2 separate regions of the Homo sapiens genome follow, and region 1 is linked to region 2. Evidence: chromatin loops called from intact Hi-C (ENCODE). Cell type or tissue: B cell. All regions are shown on one strand.

Region 1 (8,000 bases), 780 kb before region 2:
AATTTTGAAGATCAAGAAGTCCACCAAAGAAGTTTTGATTAAACCAACCTAAATGTATGGTCCGCACTTTATCTGTCCTTCATTTGGTTTGTTTTAGGGGTTAATGGTCATGTGAAGTATAGTAGCCTCCAACATGGCCCCCAAGATCCTCACTTCCTGGTATTCATGCCCTTGTATAGTTAACTTCCATATTGAATTGGAGCTGATGGGTGTGGCTAATAAAGAATGGCAGAGTGACAATGGGTGACTTCTGAGGCTAGATCATAAAAGGTATTGCTGTTTTCACCTTAGGCTCTTGGATTGCTTATTCTGTAGGAATCCAGCTGCTATGTCACGAGAACTCAAGCCACCCTGTGGAGAATTCCACACGGAGTGCAGCTGAGGCCTCCCAACAACAACCAGCAGCAATTTGCAAACCATGTGAGTGAACTCCTGATGCAGAACTGCCTAGCTCCCAAAGTCTGGACCCAGGCACTGTCTTGGGTGCCAAGGACACAAAGATACATCAGCCATTGTCTGTCCTCCTGGAGTTCATACTTATTAGCCTGGACCTTCAGCTTCTCTCTGCTCCAGGCAGTGAGTGATTCGGACTCAGTTTTATCTACTGCCTGAGCTCGTCCTGGCCAAGTAGAAACAGAAGCCGGGCAGCAGGTCCAAAGACAAAACCATGCCTTAGGGACTGTCTGGTGAGGACACTACTGACATGCAACTCCAAGTGGATCATTGCTACAGGAGTCACCTGAACTGCTGGCCCTGCTGCTCCTGGAAGCTAGATGTGACTTCTGTTGTCTCCGCTACTGCCAGAGTGATTTCTCATTTTTGTGTGACTCACTCCAGCTTCCTAGTCCTAGCTGAGATCTCTAGTCGGCTGATCTCAAGTCACATGTCCATGTCCTGGCTGCCAAGAAGGCGGGAGAAAAGAAAATCTGACCTTTGGTGTGGGGAGGTGGACTCTGTCCCCCCAGCAAGACTCACATGGTGGGAATTCTATAGTAGAGTGAGAGGGGTCAAAAAACTAACATCTACTGCATTAATTATATTAGAACATGAATTTAAACTTTATTAATCATAATGGTATCTACATAGAAGTGAAAAATAGAGGTACATATATAGTCAGAAGTAGTGTTATCTGGTCCATGTTTGGCAAGGGTTAGGAAACGTTTTTGGAAAAGGGCCACATAGGCAATATTTTAGGCTTTTCAAGCCATATGCTCTGTTGTAACTATTCAACTCTGCCCTTGTAGCACAAAAGCAGCTGATAGTCTGTAAACAAATAAGCATGATTGCACTCCAAGAAAACTTTATGGACACAAATTTGAATTTCATATAATTTTCATGTGTCATGAATTAATATTTTCCTTTTTAATTTTTTCAACCGTTTAAAAATATAAAAACCATCTTAGCTTGTGGGTTGTACAAAATTCCAGCATTGGGCTGGATTTGGCCTGTGTGCCATTAGCAAACTCCTGATTTACAAGAATGATTATCCTTTCTGAAAAGTCAGACCAATTGGAAAATCAGATAAAAGATGTGGAATGGGCCCTCTCCCTAGGGAGAAAAAGGCACTCACATGAAACTGCATGTGACTCCAGGACATTCACAGACTTGCTAAGGAGCCAGTGGACCCCGGGTTAATAACTCTGCTTTACAAGTAATGCTAGCTGAGCACTGGGCTCCCCCCTCCTTTAATAACCCCCCAGAGCCCTGAGGGTTCACAACTTTGGGAGTATAGGGGCAGAAGGTGTGATACCTTTCCTCACCCATCATAAAGGTCATGGCCAACACCCCCGTGACAAAAGACAGGGTAACAAGAGAAAAGCATAACAAATGTGGTCAATCCAAGTTTTATGTGACACAGCAGGCTTCAGATAGGAAGAATCCAAAGACCCAGGGAAAACTGTCTTATTTTTCTGCTTAGGTTTGACGAAGAGTGGACAATTGTGTAGAAATGTGATTGGACAAAAAGTGCGATCTAATGGTAATGGACTAAGTGGGGAAACCCAGCAAGGACTATCTCTTCAGATTCTTCTTGGCCTTTCTGTGTAGCATTCCTTCCTCCTGGGTATGGGGCAGTCTTATGACCTACTGTTAGATAAGGCAGGTCAGAGAATTTCTTTATGGCCAGCTCATGCACAGAAAGGCGGGGGAAAGTTAGAGTAATATTTCTAGGTTTTGTGGTTTGCTTTTTGTTGTTGTTACTGTTTTTGTTTTTGAGATGGTCTTGCTCTGTTGCCCAGGCTGGAGTGCAGTGGCACAATCATGGCTCACTGCAGCCTCAACCTCTCAGGCTCAAGTGATCCTCCCACCCCAACTTCCCAAGTAGCTGGGACCACAGGTGCATACCACCATGCCCAGCTAAATTTTTTTTTGTATTTTTTTGTAGAGATGGGACTTTGCCATGTTTCCCAGACTGGTATGGCTTGCTTTGAAAAGAGGTTCTGGTTTCTATTTCCTCCCTTGGGGAAGACAGATTCTGTTTTCTATGACTCCCTTTGGAGGAGGAAGGGGCAGGAGACAGCAGGGCAGGATATGGTCAGAGAGAGTCTTTGCTTTTGAGGCTGCTTCTGAGGCTTTCTATTCTTCTTTAATTCACAGCACACCAAGGAGCCATATTTTGGGTTATTGCTTTCTGAGCCCCAGTAGGAGCCACTACCTTCTTGTTTTTGCTTTTGAGACAGGGTCGCTCTCTGTCGCCCCTGCTGGAGTGAAAAGGCACCATCAGGGCTCACTGCAGCCTCAAACTACTGGGCTCAAGCAATTGTCCCACCTCAGCCTCCCAAGAAGCTGGGACTACAGATGAGAGCTACCACGCTCAACTAATTATTTATCCACTGCTTTCTTAGACCGTTACAAATAAGAAGCTTATGGCCGGGCGTGGTGGCTTAGGTTGGGTGCAGCGGCTCACGCCTGTAATCCAAGCACTCTGGGAGCCGAGGCGGGTGGATCACGAGGTCAGGAGTTCAAGACCAGCCTGGCCAAGATGGTGAAACCCCATCTCTACTAAAAATACAAAAATTAGCTGGACATGGTGTCACGTGCCTGTAATCCCAGCTACTCGGGAGGCTGAGGCAGAGAATTGCTTAAACCTGGGGGGCGGAGGTTGCAGTGAGCCAAGATTGCGCCACTGCACTCCAGCCTTGGCAACAGAGTGAGATGCTGTCTCAAAAAATAAAGAAAAAAATAAAAGAAAGGAAGAAAAAAAGGAAAAAAAAAAAGCAGCTTTCCCAGCTCCACCATGAAGCAACTGCTACCAAAACTGCAGATGTGTCCAGCAGGACACAATTAACTGTAGTTAGTGGGGGCCAGTTTACTAGGAAGGGGTAGGATTGCTATAAAAGTCTCATTGCACTCATATCCCAGGTGGTTTTCTGCATGTGTTAATACCATGGTAGAAAACAAGCCAGTGAATTGTTGGGGTTCAAACTCATTACTGATGCACCACTACTGTTAATACTCTTTTTTTTTTTTTTTCTGGGACATGGTCTCACTCTGTCACCGGGGCTGGAGTGCAGTGACACGATCATGGCTCTATCTCCCAGGCTCAAGCTATCCACCCGCCCCAGCCTCCCGGGTAGCTGGGACTACAGATGCACGCCACCAAAGCTAGCTAATTTTTAAATTTCTTGTAGAGATGAGGTCTCACTATATTGCCTAGGGGGTCTCAAACTCCTGGGCTCAAGCGATCCTCCCACTTTGGTCTCCCAAAGTGCTGGGATTAAAGGCATGAGTCGCTGTGCTCAGCCACATTATTTCTGATATCTTTTTGTATATATGAAATACAAGTAAAGATTTTTCCAAAAAACTTCATTGGATTTAGCCTGAACTGGTGGTTGTCCATGACTCAGGTTAGACTGCCTATAGGGCATGAGCGAACCCAGTTCTGATATGGACTTATTTGGGGCAGATGTACTGGATGTGGAGAGGATGTTGCTGTATGGGCTGTCAGGTTCTCTCCAAGTGCTGTTAGCACCATGCAGACCCTGGATCCTCTTCACAAAGGATGTGGTCAAGAGCACAGACACTGGTGCCAAACTGCCATCTTGTTCTAATCCAATACTCAGTCACTTAGTAGCTGTGTGACTTTGGGCAAGTTACCTAGCTTCTCTGTATTTTAGTTCCCTCGTTTGTAAAATGGGGATGATAAAATTACCTATTTCGTGGGGCCCTTATGAGGACTAAAAAAGGGAATGCTTGTAAAGTGCTGAGCACAACGCCTGGAACCTAGTAAATGCTTTATTAGGGTTTGTTAAAAATAGAGAAGGCCAGGTGCAGTGACTCACGCCTGTAATCCCAACATTTGGGAGGCCAAGGTGGGCGGATGGCTAGAGCTCAAGAGTTTGAGACCAGCCTAGGCGACATAGCGGGACCCTGTCTGTACAAAAAATCAAAAAATTAGCAGGGCGTGGTGGTGCACACCTGTAGTTCCAGCTACTTGGGGGGCTGAGATGGAAGGATCGCTTGAGGCCAGGATATTGAGGCTGCAGTGAACCCTGATTGCGCCACTGCACTCCCTCCTGGGTGGCAGAGCGAGACCCGCATCTTCCGGGGTAGGGGAGAATAGAGGAAAGGGCTGCTCGGTGCTAACTTGGAGAGTTTTTCCTCTGGGGTGGGTGCGATTATCTGGGAGAACACCAGATGGCAGCAAAGCATTATTTCTTAGTGACAGAGCATACCCACTTGGCATCAGCTGCCCTGGGTTTTCCCAAAGGCCCTGAGGGCACACTCACTGCCCCTCTAACCGGGCTGCACTAAGTGGTACCAGACCACCATGGACTTATTGCAGCCTGTGCCTTTGTTCTGACTGGAGTGATTATCACTGAAGACTTTTTTTTTTTTGAGAGGGAGTCTTGCTCTGTCACCCAGGCTGGAGTGCAGTGATGTGATCTCAGCTCACTGCAACCTTCACCTCCCAGGTTCAACCGATTCTCCTGCCTCAGCCTCCTGAGTAGCTGGGATCACAGGTTCATGCCACCACGTCCAGCTAATTTTTTGTATTTTTAGCAGAGACGGGGTTTCACTGTGTTAGCCAGGATGGCCTCCATCTCCTGACCTAGTGATCTGCCTGCCTCGGCCTCTCAAAGTGCTGGGATTACAGGTGTGAGCCTCGGCACATGGCCCATCACTGAAGACTTTCTTAGATATGGAACTCTTTGCCAAAGATTATGAATGATTTTGAGGCTTTGATACATATTGTTGAATTGGCCTCTGGAGAAATTGTACCAATTGACACCCAACCAAGAGTGGGGTAGGTGTTCCTGTTCTACAGTAATATTGGGTATTATTATTTTAAAAAATATTTGCCCAAGGTGGAGGATTTTGAAAAGGTTTTTCATTAGCATCTATTTGTAAGGTTAAACATGTAGAATTTTTTTTTTTTGAGATAAGAGTCTTTCTCTGTCATCCAGGCTGGAGTGCGGTGGTGCTTTCATACTCACTGCAGCCTCAAACTCCTAGGCTCAAGCAATCCTCCAGCCTTAGCCTCCCGAAGCGCTGGGATAACAGGTGTGAGCCACTGTGCCTGGCCTCTACTGGAATGTTAATGTTTTAAAAAGCTAATTATACAATACAAATATTAGCATTTTCTGTCACATATACTGCAAATATATTTCCTATTTTCTTGTTGTGTAAACATGTTTGACCCTATGTCATGAATGATATGACGATCACAGCATCATTTTTTATCATGAAAAATGTGCAACTTAATGACTAACAACATGTTAGTCATCTGCAGTTTTTTGTTTGTTTAAGATACCAGGATCTTGCTCTGTTGCCCAGGCTGGGGTGCAGTGGCAAGATAATAGCTCACTGTAGCCTCTAACTCTTGGGCTCAAGCAATCCTCCTGTCTCAGCCTCCTGAATAGCTGGGACTACAGGTGCAAGCCACCACACCCAGCTAATTTTTGTGTGTTTGTTTTTTGTAGAGATCAGGTCTTGCTATGTTGCCCAGGCTGGTCTTGAACTCCTGGGCTCAAGTGGTTCTCCCATTTCAGCCTCCCAAGTAGCTGAGATTTTTATATTTTTATTCATTTCTTTCTTTTTTTTTTTTGAGACGGAGTCTTGCTCTGTCGCCCAGGCTGGAGTGCAGTGGTGCAATCTCCACTAACTGCAACATCCGCCTCCTGGGTTCAAGTGATTCTCCTGCTTCAGCCTCCCAAGTAGCTGGGATGACAGCTGCGTGCCACCATGCCTGGCTTTTATTTAGTTTTTGAATGAGTAATACCACAGGTGGTTCAACATCAAAAAGCATTCAAAGGTATATACAGTGAAAAGACTCCTTCCCGATTTAGTTCACATCCTTTTCCAGTAGGTTTCATGATTAATCGCTCTTGTAGCTTCAGAGTTTTTTATGCCTGTAAATGCCAGAACACATATGCTCCTTTTTTGCTTACATTTTAGCATATGTTGTGCTAGAGTGCAGTGGCACAATCACCAGGTTCAAGCAATTCCCCCACCTCAGCCTCCCAAGTAGCTGGGACTACAGGCATGGGCCACCATGCCTGGCTAATTTTTAAATTTTTTGTAGAGGCAGGGTTTTGCTGTGTTGTCCAGACTCTTGAACTTCTGGCCTCAAGCAATCCTCCTGCCTCGGCCTCCCAAACTGTTGGGATTACTGGTATGAGCTACCATTCCTATCCAGTTTGTCCTTTTTTACTTTTTCTCTTTTTTAATTGCCATAAATATACTTTTATGGGATTTAATTTGTCATTCCTTAATTTTATGTATCCTGGACTTTTTTGGTCATAATTAGAAAGGTCTTTCCCTCTCCTAGGGGAATATTTTTCCTATCCTTCCCTTTAATACTTTTATGATTTTATTTTTAAACATTTCAATCTTTGAGTCATTTGGAATTTACACTGGCATAAGTACTCAGTATAATTTACTAAATACTCAGTATAAATACTCAGTACAGACTACTGAGAATTTATACTGGTATAAATGCTGAACCAACTCAGTTTTGTATCCAGATGACTAGTTATTGTCTTGACATCCCTTATTGAATAGTTTATCTTATCCATGACCATTATTTTCAAACCCTACGTTATGAATCATATGATGATCACAGCATCATTTTTTATCATGAAAAATGTGCAACTTAATGACTAACAACATGTAAGGCATTAAATAATTGATACTACACTTATTTAATGGAATCTTGATGTTTTCAAAGACTCTTTAATTACATGGGAAATTCTCAAGACAAAATTAAGACAGGCAAGATACAAAATAATATATGCCAAGTGATCCCAATTAAAAACAAGAGTGTATTTATGTATAAAAATAGAAGAAATATCAACATTTTAAGAGTATTTTATTTCTGTCTTTTAAAAAGTTTATCTGCAATGAATGTTTCCTTTTGATAAGTTGATAACCCCTAATAAATATTATTTAAAACACCAAAAAAGACTCATGTACGCAGGGCACAGTGGCTCACGTCTGTAATCCCAGCACTTTGGGAGGGCAAGGTGGGAGGATCGATTAAGGCTAGGAGTTTGAGACCAGCCTGGGCAACATAGCAAGACCCTGTCTCTACAAAAATAAATTAAAATAGTTGGGCATAGTGGCATGTGCCTGCCATCCTAGGTACTAGGGAAGCTAAGGCGGAGGGTCACTTGAACTCAGGAGGTCGAGGCTGCAGTGTGCTGTGATTGCACCACTGTACTCCCACCTTGGTGACACAGCAAGACCTTGTCTTTAAAACAAAACCAAAACACCTCTTGTGGTATATGTGTCTTTTATAAAACCATTTTTAAAAATATATTTTTAAGGTGGGAAATACAATGTATTTTCTCTCTTGGGAAAGTTTCCCTTGATTTTATCCAAACTCTTGGGGGCTGGAGCTGTAGCCCACTGCTCACATTCTTAGCTATTTCTAATGTATTTTCTATTTCATGTCTCCTCAGGTGTCTCCTACAGCTACTGGTGTGTTTTTTGCATATTGGCCTTCCAACATTTCTTGTTGAATTATTTCAGGCTCACCTTGGTCATAATGAGTGGATCTG
Region 2 (8,000 bases):
TGCATTCCAAAAAGTACAATTTTCTATTCTCAGTTATTTGAGCAGCTGGAAAGAAAGGCTTACACTATTGATATAAAGAAAACAAGCCAGGCGTGGTGGCTCACACCCTATAATCCCAGCACTTTGGGAGGCTGAGGCAGGAGGATTGCTTGAGGCCAGGAGTTTGGGACTAGCCCGGGCAACATAAGGAGACCCCCATCTCCACAAAAAATACAAAAATTAGCTGGGCATAGCAGCACATGCCTGTGGTCCTAGCTACTTGGGAGGCTGAGTGGGAGGATCACTTGAGCCCAGGAGTTCAAGGTTATAGAGAGCTAAGATCATTAACACTGCATTCCAGTGACAGAGTGACAGAGCAAGACCTTATCTCTTAGAAAAAAAGAGAAAGAGAAAACAGATAATGAAAAATACAAATTCGATGATATATACAGCGTATAGAGTATCACTGTATCATAAACAGTAGCAGTTAGTTGTGACAACTTATTACAAGAAATTAAGATTCTAATGAAATCATAAAAGGATAAGAACTGCAGGTTACAATCTATTGTTGATCATTTTTTCTGTATCATTAGGAGATGTTATACTTTCTCTACTACTTTGGAATTTGGAAATGTAGGTATTGAGATAGTCTTGCTTACAAAGAGCTTTCAGTCGAGTCTAAACTTTAACAAACTGCCACACTGTAGAGATTATTCTTAAAATATTACGAATAGAAAAGTGAATGAAAGATAAAAAATGTATTGGGTTACAGTAACAAAAATTTATTCTCATGCTCACAGGTCTAAAGGCTGACTGTGCATTGCTGATAAAGGCTGGGATCAGCTGGAAAACTCTGCTGCAAGCTCCTGGGGTGGGCTCTGTGTGGCTCTGGGTATATTCATTCAAGGGTCCAGGCTAAGTGGCCATTAACTTCCCAAGGTATCTTCTTCTCATGGCACCAGAGTCCAAGAAGGAAGGTCCAATCATGCAAATACTTTTTAAGCCTCTAACTTACATCATAACCACTAATTGGCCAATTCAAGCCACATGACTGAGCTCAAAGTCAAAGGGTAGAAAAGAACATTCCAGCCACCATGAGACTTATTACAGGAAATGACAAATTGGGACAAAAATAATCTCCCACATTCCTCTTTTATTTTCTTCAAGCTCAGTATTTTTCTTTCTTCAGTCATATCCCACAGGCCATGGCTTCTAGATCTTCTATCATACTGACAACATTCTTTCTATATGAATTTTACTTCTTCAGTATTCCTGTTAAATCACAATGCTTGGAACAATACAACACTCCATATGTGGTCTGACCCATATTGGTTTTCCCTTGTGAAACGTTTAGTGGCTAAAAAGTTTAAAAGCTTGCCTAGGTTTTAAGTGCACTGTCTAGAAAATATAATAGAAGTGAAATGGTCTGGGGAATTTTTTAAAATAAAATGATCAGCTGTTCTTTTTTACTAGGTACTAGCTAAAGACATTTTTTCTTCTAAAGCATAAGGGAGGTAATTCGGAATGAAAAACCCAGATTCTATATAATACTAGAAAAATTATCTTCTCTCTGAATTCTGTTTTCTCATCTCAAGCGCTAAATTCTCCACCTTAATAATATTCTTAGGCCAGTTTAGAGCTTATAAGCACTTAAATACATATTCTCTAAATTAATTTCATTTAATTCTCAACAACTCTGAGCTAGGCGTTATTTCTGCCCTTCCTGAAAGATCAGGAAATTGAAGATTAGATGGAAGGACAAGACTTCCTTTGCCCTGTGAACAATACTGCTCTTACCTCCAGGCCTGGAGGAAAGAGGCCTCTTCCCTCTGCCTCGAACATCTTTCTCTGACAACTCCTTTCTTTGCCTGCCTAGCTATTATTCACCCTTTAAGTAAATCTCTACTCGTTATGGCACTTCCTCCATAAGCTGTGCCTGGCTTTCATTTTTCTGTAAGTTATTTATTGAGTGCCATCTAGAAATAAAGGACTCCACAAGATGCCGAGGACAGAGCAGTGAACAATACAGATGTCGTCCTTGCACTTGCATGGCTTAGCACCCAACTGGAGAAAAAGACATTCAACAAATAACTATACCATTACTTAATGACGCCTGTGATAAATGCTGCAAAGCCAAGGTACTGTGGCCTGGGAGCATGGGTTACAGCCTGTCCTTTGTGCCCCATGGCTCTTCCTCATTTCACTGTAGCATTGATCATGCTTTATTGTAATTAGCTGTTTGTCTTTATTCCCCACTATGAATGGAAGTTATGAATGGTAACTGGGCTCTATTTTCATAGCTTGGTATAACTCCTTTAGACTAAAAACATTTAATAATTATGTATGGAATGAGTGATTCAATAATCAAATGGACTTGCCCAAAATACTAAATTAATGAGCCAGGATAAGATTCGAACCTAGGATTCCAATTCCCATACTTTTGTCTCTATACAAAATTACCAAGAAATGGTAATGATTCTAGTAAAATTTAATGCTAGCCTACAACATAACCACAAATAAAAAAGAAGTAACCTATACATAAACATTATTTATAAACTATGCCTGTTTGTAACATAAGAGCCTATGTACACACAGGTATCATATAGTATGGATCTTATTAACACATACTAATATAGACAGATATATACTACAGGCTGAATATCCCTTATCTGAAATGTTTGGGACCAGAAGTGTTTCAAATTTTGAAATATTTGTGCATCTATATATATAAAATGAGATATTTAGGGGATAAGACTCAAGTTTAAACATGAAATTCTTTTTTTTTTTTCTCTTGAAACAGAGTATCCCTCTGTTACTCAGGCTGGATTGCAGTGGGACGATCACAGCTCACTGCAGTCTCAACCTCCCGGGCTCAATGATTCTCCCACCTCGGCCTCCTGAGTAGCTGGGACCATGGGTGGGCACCACCATACCCAGCTGAATTTTTTAATTTTTAGTAGAGACAAGGTCTCACTATATTGCCCAGGCTGGTCTCAAACTCCTGAGCTCAAGTGATTCTCCTGCCTTGGCTTCCCAAAGTGTTGGGATTACAGGCATGAGCCACCACACCTGGCCAAAACATGAAATTCATTTGCATTTCATATATATCTGATACACACAGACTGAAGGTAATTTTACACAATATTTTTAATAATTTTGTGCATGAAACAGTTTTTTCTTGTTCTGACTGTGACCCATCACACAAGGTCAGGTGTGAAATTTCCTACTTGTGGCGTCATGTCGGTGAAGGAAGTTTTGGATGTTGGAGCATTTTTGGATTTTGGATTTTTGGATTAAAAATGCTTAATCTGTAATTAGTGACCCTACATTCCTTATTTATTCTGATTATTATTTAGGCATTTGTAATGGAGTATACTAAACATATAAAGTTATGGATTTACCTGGCAAAAATGAGTTGTGTCTAAATAAATGGTAATTACAAGTAGTTATAAATAACATAAATACAATAAATATAAATTTGGGGATCTTATTTTTAAATGTAATACAAATTAATTTCTTAAATTTATAATTCAAAGTTTATGCTTCAAAGAATGATGTTATAACAGTAAGAAACTTGCAAATGATAAAACAACACTGTTCTTTCATTCTATAGATACAAATTTATAACATAGCCAGTCTGCCATGCTAACTTAGCTAAAGACATTAAGATAGCTTACTGAATATTGAATTTTTCCTTTAATTCCTAGAAATTACAAATACAATCCCCAAATTGGTATCAAATTTTTCTTTTACTACCAAAAGAATCATTTTAAACATCGTATGAAAACAGCCTAGGTCACTAAAGGGAATTAGCACCATCTAGTGAAAAAAGCTGGCAAAACCTGTATATCAAAAGAAAACTGTAGCAGGGAGAGAGAGCCGTGTTAACTGTATATGAAAACAGAAAACAAACTGTAGCACTAACACCCCTTACGATTATGTTTTATTAATTTTCATCGGGTTCTAACAGACTTTACTAATATTACATTTGTTTTAAAGACCTAACACTCAGTATAATCAATCATTAACACATTTGCCAGAAATATGCCAATGATGAAATGTTCAAAAGAAAGATAATTTGCTATGTTGGAAGCACCATTAAATAAGTATGACCCATTAACACACTTTCTTGTCCTCTAACTTGCAGCCAGATTTAAAGGGCCTTGACTCTCTCCTCTAGGCCCTGAAAAGCCAAACCATTTTTGCAGCAGGGAAGATTAGTTAGGTAGTTGCATACAGGATTCACATGAATAGTGTGTCAAGGAAAGACTAACCAGTTGAGGGCAGATGATGGTAAGCCAGAGAGGAGATGTCAAGGCCTGAACTGAAATGGAAACAAAGGGTCTACTGCGAATGGTGAATGAGTGTCCACTGGGCTTGGGGATCACTATGACATTCAACATGCCTCTAAACTACTGCAGAAATTTTTAAAAATTGGTCATACCTCTTTATATCTTTTCCATTATTACCTTAAAGTGTTACTGAAATGCTTATTCACTTTTTTTTCTCTTATTCCCTTATTAGAGGATAAGCTCCCTGAGGAGCTTTAGCATAGATGTTATTAAAAGAAGATACAAATCATGATGTGAACTCAGTTATTTCAATGGCATAACTGTTGTGGAAACGACTAAAAATACAGTGGGTGTTCTCCCCCTATTTTTAAAAGAGTCTTCTTGTGGAACTTAGAAGAAATCTATGTTAATTATGTACGCTACCAACTCTCAAATTTGTGATCACTGCATCATGATGACAATTTTTAGCTCGTGGACGAAAAAGCAATTTGAAATGAGTTGGTCCTTTTAGCTGCATCATTTGGATGAAATGATCAACTCATCTATTATCCCATTTTTCCTCTCAATTTCAGATTAAATTTTACTGCCTATTCCCACAAAAGGCACCACAATGACAATTATAGATTAGGGCTTCTACTGAAGATAACATAAAATCATAAAAACCAAAAAGAGCACATGGCCTTTAAAAATTCACTTCTAACATTTCAACTATATAGCAACATTGTCAGTACAGCAAAATAAAATTTTACGCAAGCTAAATTCCACTCCAAAATTCTAAAACACTCTAACCAGAATTTTTATTTTCCTAAGTCTTTTACTTCACAGTGCCTCAGAGTATTTCGCCTTTAAAAGACATAACATAAATTCCAATCCACTGAAATTCCTAAGCCAGTGAACCCCAATAAGAATGATCATTTAGACTAGAAGCCTGAATGTTGACAGCTATGAGACACATACCTGAATAAAGGAAGAATTGAGGAGAATCTCCATGAATGCCCACTGTGCCTGGCCCCAAGGAGTCAGATAGGGTATTCACAAAGGAAAATACTCCACTCATGATTCCAAAGCCCAAGCCAGAAACTAAACAGGAAGAAAAACACTGTTAACTCTTTTCCTGCCAAGATTTCAAGTCAAATTTCCAAGGACTAGTTAATACAAAGTGTGTTGGAGGGGAAAGGGTGCTTATGTTCTTCCTGAAGCAGTGGACAGCTGGCTCTGGAGAGGCATGTGCTTGGCTAAATGATGAATCAGAGAGGGAAGCGGGAAGAGGAAAGGAAATGAATGGCAGAATGCAGCAGAGTAATGAAAAAGGGGAGAAAAGGGTCTAGAAAGGCACAGAAGAAATAGGTGAGACAGAGGATACAACACCAAAACTCCGGCTTACTTTATGATAACAGAGTCTACAGAGTTAAGTTTGATGGCTTAGAACTGAAATTGAGTGTAAAGGGGAACTGTGTATTCCTGAGCCCAAGTGGGGAACCTAGATCCAATCTTAAACATAATTCTCAAAGTGTAATACGCAGAGATATTAACTGCTTTAATATGAAGAGTACTCCTAGAAAAGCCAAAGTAAGATTCAGAGAAAGTAACAGTTTCATCATCTAGAAAATCTTAGTTAACTAGGGTACATACACATTAAAAATCTAACTTTCAAACCTGGTTAATATACAATGGACATACAGGTAAGGGTCACTTGCAATCATTTTCATTTACAAAAGGAACCTGGAAGACGGGGATAATAAGCAAATATGTACACCAATAGGCCAAGGCAGTAATAAACAACTACTTGAAATCTACAAAGATACAAAAGATGCAAATGACTTTTATGCCAAGTATGATTTTTTTCCTTAATGAAACCATGTGGTTCTAACTTACCATAGGCCAGCAGTCGCATAGAGGGTGCTGTCTCACCTGGGTTTATACTCTTCAAACCTTCACTGGCTTTTCTAAAATAAAACCACACATGTAATTAAGAAGAAAAAAAAAAAAAAAAGGAAGAGCAATATATCAGGAAAGTCCAACAAGACACTTCAAACCCAGATACTCACTGAGGCTTTGCATCAGGTTATACTCTAAATCTGTAATTTATTTAAACAAACCCAGCAAATTTTCAATGAACTAACATCAACCAAAATTGCCAACTAATTTTTACCTTTTGACATTCCCATAAAAGAATAAGAAAAATATAAGTAAACAAGCCGTCAGGAATTGAATTTAAAAAGATAAAAACCGCAACACTTTCAACTGCTTGCTGAACTCGGCAAATATTTAATTCAATATCCTATGGGATCTACCACTCTGATTTTTTTCCCCTTCCCAAAGTACTGTATCCTTATTCCTGCTTTGTTGGCACTTTGTTCTATCTTCCACCAGGACTATACTGGCTCTGTCACCCTCCCTTGTACCTTCCACTCTGTAGAACCTAAACTACACTCATCCTTCAGAGTCCACTTCAGGCAGCGATTTGTTAAAGAAGCTGCCTACCAATGGTTGGTAATCACTAATCTCTCCTTATTCTTAAATCCTATAATACTGATGGTCTGAACTCTCACGAGTATTTAATCATATGATCTTCTGATTCTAAAACGTTTTACATATTTGTTTTATATCACCAATAAGGCTTCAAGGGAGAAAGTGATCTGATACTTTCGTTGTATCTTGCAGAATAAAATGCTACCCTCAGAACAGGACATAAATGAACCCTTGAATGAAAGAACAGAATACTGCTCAAGAGAAAATAATCTTCAGCCGAGCATGGTGGCTCAGCACTTTGGGAGGCCAAGGCAGGAGGATCACTTGCATCCAGGAGTTCGAGACCAGCCTGGACCACACAGCAAGATCCTGTCTCTATTAAAAATAAAATAAAATAAAGAAGTGATCTTCAGAGTGATCTTATGCATCCTTCTGTTGTGGCCAATTTATAAGCTTACCATGAGTGCCATGCAGATTTGTTAGGAATGCTGGTGTGGCTGGTCAATTCTACTAGCATCACTATTACCAATTCTTGTTGGTGAGAAAACTCTGCAATAATGTAAGATCCTGACTCAAAGAATATTTAAATTATATTTACTATAAAGTATATTTATTAAGGCAACAAAAGAACCAAAACATTTTAAAAATGATTTTTTAGCAAATGTTGAAACAAGACAGGTTAACTCTAAGAATAGACAATTAAATTAACCAGAACATACTTACTTTCTGGGCATTGTGTTACTTTAAATTTCAGGGTATGGGTATTCATTATAGTCAGCTTATTCTTTACATAAATATAAATATCATTGATTACATTAAATTAAGGCAATGTAGAATTCAACCAAAATAGGGATAAGCCTAGTGAAGGGAGTGCTTTTCTAGACTCAAAAGAAACAATCTGCCATTTTGGTGCTCTCCATCTGGAAGCATTTGGTAGTGAGGACATGAGCCAGAAATTTAAGTGACCATCTTCTTTCTCTGAAGCAGTAACCAACTAAAATGTCCAATTTTCCTAAAAATAAACTTACCTCTCATAGTGATACCGTTAAAAGTGAATTAAAGCTTATGGGACACATATATAGTAAAAATCTCTGTCAACAAATATATCAATATAGTAGAATCAAAAAATGTGGGAAGATTTCTGTTTTCTATAAATTCCTCGATAATAAATAAAAGACTTGTATCCATGTGGACACAAAGAAGGGAAAAACAGGCCTAGTTGAGACTAGAGTGGGAGGAGGGAGAGGATCACAATTT

The links. A loop is a pair of places that touch in the nucleus more often than their neighbours do. Peaks named below come from ENCODE experiments on the same cell type or tissue, not always from the same donor. Only the 100,000 strongest peaks of a DNase experiment are listed, where the experiment ranks them.
Region 1: a loop joins it to region 2, with 22 times the contacts of the local background. A loop is called at or near these places in 15 of 110 quality-filtered maps.

The regions. Positions count from the first base shown.
Region 1 is chr15:64,064,349-64,072,348 of GRCh38, reverse strand. No RefSeq gene overlaps it. Among named protein-coding and RNA genes, the nearest start is that of DAPK2, 22 kb to the right of the region's middle. In B cell, CTCF peaks have their summits at 2,681, 4,416 and 4,618 (motif pointing right); DNase peaks (open chromatin) are centred at 2,688, 4,134 and 4,648; H3K27ac peaks cover 2,449 bases.
Region 2 is chr15:63,284,775-63,292,774 of GRCh38, reverse strand. It overlaps APH1B (aph-1B gamma-secretase subunit), which reads right to left. Exons shown (of 6, transcript NM_031301.4): 3 at 6,147-6,217; 4 at 5,229-5,351. Among named protein-coding and RNA genes, the nearest start is that of APH1B, 11 kb to the right of the region's middle. In B cell, a CTCF peak has its summit at 3,805 (motif pointing left); a DNase peak (open chromatin) is centred at 3,794.